Regions from separate parts of the Homo sapiens genome. Here region 2 is linked to region 1. A link is a contact called in ENCODE Hi-C data. All regions are on one chromosome and are shown on one strand. Each heading gives the region's core, a stretch centred on a gene start or an enhancer-like site at or near the end of the contact. The rest is flanking DNA. Distances are from core to core; before and after follow the strand shown. Region 1 overlaps PRIMPOL (primase and DNA directed polymerase). Region 2 has its middle 32 kb from the start of SLC25A4.

The links. A loop is a pair of places that touch in the nucleus more often than their neighbours do. Pooled maps may share reads with other maps.
Region 2: a map of esophagus muscularis mucosa shows a loop between it and region 1 (2.4-fold over the local background). The contact joins two enhancer-like sites. A Hi-C loop is called at or near these places in 1 of 168 maps with a recorded cell type or tissue (esophagus muscularis mucosa) and 1 of 50 pooled maps.

The regions. Positions count from the first base shown.
Region 1 is chr4:184,667,465-184,671,244 of GRCh38, reverse strand. The region is part of intron 6 of PRIMPOL (primase and DNA directed polymerase); the gene reads right to left. Among named protein-coding and RNA genes, the nearest start is that of PRIMPOL, 20 kb to the right of the region's middle. Within about 2 kb of position 2,529, at least 4 of the 41 ENCODE cell types and tissues checked have a DNase peak (open chromatin) inside an H3K27ac peak, as active enhancers do.
Region 2 is chr4:185,109,055-185,112,546 of GRCh38, reverse strand. No RefSeq gene overlaps it. Among named protein-coding and RNA genes, the nearest start is that of SLC25A4, 32 kb to the left of the region's middle. RefSeq lists an enhancer at 2,429-3,067. Within about 2 kb of position 1,871, at least 6 of the 41 ENCODE cell types and tissues checked have a DNase peak (open chromatin) inside an H3K27ac peak, as active enhancers do.

The DNA of each region.
Region 1 (3,780 bases), core at 1,280-3,779:
TGGGCACACGATGGACTACGGCCTCGGAGCTAACATCCACAACAAAAGCAATTCGATACATTTACTGCACTTCAACATTTATTCTAAGAACTCAGAGTAACAGCAGTACTATCTGTACCATGAAAAGTTGGTAAGAAAATCCAGAACTTCTTCAAACTCAGACATATTATTTACACCATGAAATCAAATAATTTGGCTATTAAGTTGCTTCATGTGTAACAATACTCAAGAAATGCAATACTGTAAGAAAAATTTAATTTTAATCTGTAGAACTGTTATTGTTTAGATTCATTCTTCACTTTATTTACCAGAAAGCTTGGGCCCTTACATTAACAAATGCATACTCTAAATTCACATTTTTATTTCTTCACATTAGATTTAATTACTTGCCTACTCAGCCAGGTGTGGTGGCTCATGCCTGTAATCCCAAGCATTTTGGGAGGCTGAGGTGGGCAGATCACTTGAGGTAAGGAGTTTGAGACCAGCCTGGCCAACATGGTGAAACCGCGTCTCTACTAAAAATACAAAAATTAGCCAGGTGTGGTGCTGGGCACCTGTAATCCCAGCTACCTGGAGGCTGAGGCAAGAGAATTGCTTGAACCTGGGAGGTGGAGGTTGCAGTGAGCCAAGATCATGCCACTGCACTCCAGCCTAGGTGACAGAGTGAGACTCTTGTCTCACAAAAAAAAAAAAAAAAAATTACTTTCCTACTCAAAGAAACAAATCCAATTTCTTATAAAGCACTAAATGTCAAAATCAAAGCAAAAGCATTTGGTGCTTGCAATGATATGCTGGTACAGGATGGATTACTTCTGCAATGAAGGAGAGAAAGTAAACACCAAGTGAAAAGAAATCACAACATATCAAAGGACAACAAAGCCATATAAACCTAAACTGATAAAGCTAATTTTCCTGAAAACTTAACATTGCAGCTACTTGACCCCAGACAATAAGGGAAGAGAATGCATGGTTGCAGAAATGGTGGCAATGGCAGTGCTGGGGAGGCCACAGGTCTTGGAACCCTGGCATGGAGCGACCATGGCCAGGACCATGACTGATGACTGTCACTAGCATCAACGCTAACACACTGGTCCAGCAAACCACACTGCTTTCTACTTCCCTTCCAGGATCTTATTGCCCCCAACCCTCATGAGGACAGGAACTATCTAATTTGCTGGAAATAACTCAAAAGACTAGTCAGTCATAGAAATTTCAGGTATGACAGCAAACTGGCAGAAGAGTATTTTTAGGCAGATCAAGATCTATGATCTCTTACATTTAACTGAATTCTCTTTTCTGAAAGGCTGACAATAGCAACTAGAAATGTCATCAAAAGACACACTAAAGGAAGAAACAAGGAAAAATTCTGAATTACTTCATATTCTCTGCACCTCTGGCTCTGGCAGCTCCTAATTCTAGGGGAAAGGGGCTGAGCTGGCAGCCCAGGAGAAGGCCTGATCGCATCTCTCTAGCCACACTAGACCATTCACTGTCCCCAAATGAGCCACGCACTCTTATCTCTATAGTTTTGCTTATGTTGTTCTGACTGTAAAGGCTTTCTTACCTTTGACTATACAATGAAATCTTACTGAAAGCCCAGATGAATGCCATCTGCTTTCAGAAGATACCTGTAGCAGAAACTGCTGGTACCTCACAAATTTCTATTCTCTCCTTCTTCCTGAGCAAGAGATTCTCAGCTTTCGGCCTGTGGCTAGTAGCCATGGAGCAGACGATGACCAGTACACGGCAAGCAAAGAAACAGCCTGTTTGGCACTCTGCCTCCACACCCTGACGGCAGTCCCTCCTCACTATTCACGCTTCATTTGGAAGGGATTTATTCAGATACCACTGGGCATGAAGGCCACACACTGCAGAAAGGCAGCGAGCACGGGGGCTGGAGTCAGAGACAGCTCAGTGTCTGTTTTGGCTTTGCCATCTGCCAGCTCTGTGACTTTGGTCAAATCTAAACCTTAACATTCCCCAGCTGCTTAACAGGAGTAACAACAGCACCTACCTTTTGGAGTTGCTGTAAGGAGTAAACAAGAAAATGAAACTAAGGACTTAGCACAGTGCCTGGCACATGTAACTGCTTAAAAAGCCTTTGTTGTGCAGCCTTAGGACAAGTCCCTAAAGGTATTTATTAATGCCTTCTGAATGAATGCACGAATGGTAAGGAGGACCAGGTGAACAGACCACATCGTGTCAGACAGCAGCATCAGCAAGTGCAAAGGCCCAAGCGCTACAGAAAATGTGGCCCATGATAGGAGCTGAATGAAAAGGGCAGGGTGGCGGGAGATGAGGCTGCCGACTTGTATTTATAATCGCTTTTAATAATTAATAATATTAGTAATTAATAATATTATTAGTAATATTATTGATAATGATATTTTTATTATGGGCTAAGCTCTGGAAATACCAAAGTAAGAAACAGTCCCTGCCCTAGAGAAACATTAAGTAGAATAGAGGAGATGACAAAGAAAACAGGAAATGACCTCAGGAAGTGGTAAATGCTTTGACACCATAAGCCCTGGACGTTCTCTGCAACCCAGAGGAACACTAATCCAAGTAAGGCTTAGGGTTTGAGATATGACAGAAACAGCTTCTCACATAGCTTGACGTCTACAGAATCCTAACAGGCCAGGTGAATCTGGAGGCACAACGGTTTAGACAGCAGCATCAAAAGGTTCAAAGGCCCATGGACTAGAGGAAATGTGGCCCAGGACAGGAGCTGAATGCAAAGGGCAGGGTGGCAGAAGATGAGGCTGGAGCACAGCGGGCCTCGCTTTGCAAGCTACGGCATCCATGCTTTTGCCTGAAGGCAGCGAATAATCACTGGAGGGTTTGAGGCACACAGGTGGCAGAATCAGCGCACTCTAGCCAGCTGACTGGCTAAGTAGGGCGAGAGGCACAGAGAGGGCAAGGATGATACCAACGTGTCTACTTGGGTAACTGGTGACACCACTCACTGATACACACATCACGGAGAAGATGTGACTCTGGGGAAGGATGAGGAGCTCAGCACAGGACATGCCAAGTTGGAACCATCTGTGTGGGGAGTGTTTAGAGGCAGTTGGCTGGATGGGTCTGACGTCTAGAACAATCTGGGCTGAAGATAAAGATTTCAGAGTCATCAACATAGATGCATATCAAAGCCATGATGGTGGCTGATCATCAAGGGTGAGGATAGAGTGGGAAGAGGGTCAAAGATGGACTCTACCATTACTAATATCTGAAGGATTGTGAGAAAACATTTTAAATGGTTCATTTTCAAGCCATGATAAATCTAAGTACCGGCAGCCAGCCTGCAAATGTAACAAACCACACGGCTCATGCACCTAGAAAGTCTTAATAAGTGAACAGAATGTAGAGGAGGGGTCAGCCCATAAAAAGGAAGAAAGTTTGTTATTGGAAAATCAAAACTCAAGTGGGGAAGGGGATGGGGTATAACCTTATAAGGGGGATAATGAAACTTAGGTGATGTCTGGAAAGATTGTTAACCCCATAGTACTCAGCCAATGAGGAACTGGGGGAGGGACTTGCGTGCTAGGAGATAAATTACCTGCTGTAACTGCCCTGAATGTGCCTGTCTACCAGACACCCAATCTTGTAAGGCCGTTATTAAAAGTCTCACTTTCGGCCAGGCACGGTGGCTCACGCCTGTAATCCCAGCACTTTGGGAGGCCAAGGCGGGCAGATCACAAGGTCAGGGGATCAAGACCATCCTGGCTAACCTGGTGAAACTCCGCCTCTACTAAAAATACAAAAACTTAGCCGGGCATG
Region 2 (3,492 bases), core at 622-3,121, 440 kb before region 1:
AGATGTGTGCCACCAGACCTGGCTAATTTTTGTATTTTTAGTAGAGATGGGGGTTTTGCCATTCTGGCCAGGCTGGTCTCGAACTCCTGGCCTCAGGTGATCTGCCCACCTTAGCCTCTCAAAGTGCTGGGATTACAGGCATGAGCCACCAGGCCTGACCTGAAATCACTTTCATGTAAGAACCAGTCTGCTTTCCCTAGCTGAGGAGGTTACTGCTGTGTATAGGAGGAGAGGTACTGATTCAGTATGACTCATTTCCCCTGGACAGCTCCTTCATTTTCCCCAGTGCCACACTGTATTTTTAGCTTTGGCCTTCTACAGCGCTTGACCTTTTGCCTGGATAGAACAATGTGCTATGTAGTGCAAACCCACAGCCTTCCCTGCCCCATGCAACATAGGGGATGAATATATTAGATTATGCCTTCTTTGGCAGATCTGCAATTTAGGTAGGACAAAGCAATACTGCTTATACACACACACACACACACACACACACACACACACACTCCTTTGGTAACATTGCCGCCACCTCTTCTGCCATCTGATGCAAGAGATTAGTATAATCTTAATATTTATGAAAATATTTATAAAATGTGGACAAGAATCCTTGTACCAAAATATTAATTCTACTCATTCTAGACTAAGAAACAGAAACAACCTTTAAAAATAGAAGAGTAGTTAAATAAATCATGGATTATCCATACAATGAAATGCCAAGCAGGTATTAAAAATGATTACAATGAATTTTTAATGAAATGGGAAAACCCTAAATATGAAATATTAAGTAAAAAGTCTTAAGCCAAAAACTATAAATACAACATTATTAACAACAGGCTATGCCCGTGCTTGTCTCACCGAGCCCACTGTCACAGCCTCAACCAGCAGTGAGCCCCTTCAATCCATCCTCCACATTGAAGCCAGAGAGGTCTTCTTAAATTGAATCTAACCTTGTCCACTCTACACTCAGGCTCTCTAGTGACTCTCCTACTGATGTTCAGACTCATTGACATGGGTTCCAGGGTAGCAGAGGGCTCTGGAACCCATGTCAAGGAGCCTACCCGCAGGAAGATGTTCAGGCTCACTGACATGGGTTCCAGAGCCCTCTGCTATCCTGGTCCTGGCACCGCCTCAGCATATGTGGGTGTCCTATTCCCCCATCTTAAGCAGCGTGCTTTATATTGCCTAGACTTTTGCACATGTTCCGAACAGAAAGTCCGTGCCTTCTTTTTGTCTTCATATCTTCTTCTCAGGTGGTCCGAGTGCAGTCACAACCAGTTAAGGATTTCTTTGTTCCTTCTCCACTCCCACTGCTTCACTTGACTAGCCGAAAAAAACAAAAAAAAGACATCTTCTTCTCATCCTTCAAATCTCAGATTAGCCCTCATTTCCTCAGGAATGCTTTCCTCATCTCCACCAGGATCTCCTCACCCCTTCTCCATGCTTTTATTCCTCTCTGCGTGTCCCCTTACAGTAGAACCTATTGCCTATTTTTTTTTTTTTTTGGGGGGACAGAGTCTTGTTCTGTCACCCAGGCTGGAGTGCAGTGGCATGATCTCAGCGCACTGCAACCTCCGCCTCCCGGGTTCAAGCAATTCTCCTGTCTCAGCCGCCTGAGTAGCTGGGATTACAGGCACGTGCCACCATGCCTGGCTAATTTTTGTATTTTTAGTAGAGATTGGGTTTCACCATGTTGGTCAGGCTGGTCTCGAACTCCTGACCTTGTGATCCACTCACCTTGGCCTCCCAAAGTGCTGGGAGTACAGGCATGAGCCACTGCGCCCGCCGAACCTATTGCCTTTTAAAGTAACTGCTGATTTCCTTACGAATGAAAGCTGGATCTATGCCTGTCACGTTCATTATTTGCTGCCAGGAAACAGCGCCACAGGGTAGGGCACTCATTAACTGTTGAAAAATCAATAGTGATAAGCTCCCATTGGTTAATAGAGATTTTCTCTCTGAGGTATTCACTTTTGAGTGGTTTAAAATTTCTTCTTTATTCTCATACTACAACAAGTTTTTTTTTTATTGTGGTAAAAAAATTCTGACATTAAATTTTACCACCTTCCTGTGCGCGGTGACTCACCCCTGTAATCCTAGCACTTTGGGACGCCGAGGTGGGCGGATTGCCTGAACTCAGGAGTTCAAGACCATCCTGGCAACATGGCAGAAACCTGTCTCTACTAAAAACACAAAAAATTAGCATGGTGGTGTGTGCCTATAATCCCAGCTACTCGGGAGGCTGAGACACGAGAATTGCTTGAACCTGGGAGGCGGAGGTTGCAGTGAGCCGAGACTGTGCCACTGCACTCCAGCCTGAGACTCCATCTAAAAACAAATAAAAGAATAAATAAATTTTACCACCTTAACCATTTTTTAAGTGTACAGCTCAGCAGTGTTAGGTGCATTCACACTGTTGTGCAACAGATCTGCAGAACTTTTTCATCTGGAAAAACTGAAACTTTTGTAAAACAAAAATAAAATTCTAAGTTTCCCCAAGTGATTGAATGGACCCTCTCTGAGCAAATGGGACTCCAGAAAAACCTGAAAAACTGAATTCCCAGCCATCATGGGAAGGGAGGTAGGACACACCTACACCTTCCCTTTGGAGTTTTGGCACAACTGACCAGCATTAACATTACAATAGACATGTTAAGCCTGACAAAACAGACTCTTTGTGGCAATAAGATACAAAATTCCAACCTGACTCTGGTATAGCATCATATGACAGACAGTAGACCTTGAGGAAAATAAAATTATTTTACCCCAAAATATATTTCTTTGACATATTTTGAAATGGTCCTGCAAAGTCTTCTGTGGGGGAAATTTGCATCTGTAGAGGATTTCTGTCAATGCAGCCAGGCCTTTCCTGGATCTAGGAGAGATTAACTAAGAGTCTGACACCTGTTTTTTTTGTGTGTGGTTTTTTTTTTTTTTTTTTTTTGGAGATAAACTCTTGCCCTGTCACCCAGGTTGGAGTGCAGTGGCATGATCTTGGCTCACTGCAACCTCCACCTCCTGAGTTCAAGCAATTCTCCTGCCTCAGCCTCCCAAGTAGCTGGCACTACAGGCATGTGCCACCACACCCAGCTAATGTGTGCGTTTTTAGTAGGGATGGGGTTTCACCATGTTGGCCAGGCTAGTCTCAAACTCCTGACCTCAGGTGATCTGCCTGCCTCAGCCTCACCAAGTGCTGGGATGACAGGCATGAGCCACGGGGCCTGGCCTTGACACCTTTTACGGTCTGAAAAGACACATTTGCCATCTATTCTCTCTGAAGGCTGCTACCTGGAGGCTTCATCTACGTAATAAGAACCTTGGCTTCTGCAATCCCCCTTATCTTAATTCAAGCATTTCTTTCTAGACTTCAAGTCTTTAGACAAAGCTTAATTCTTTCAACTAATTACCAATCAGAAAATCTTTGAATCTGCCTATGACCTGTAAGCACCTTACCCACCTTCCACTTCCACTTTGAGATGTCCTCACTTTCCAGGT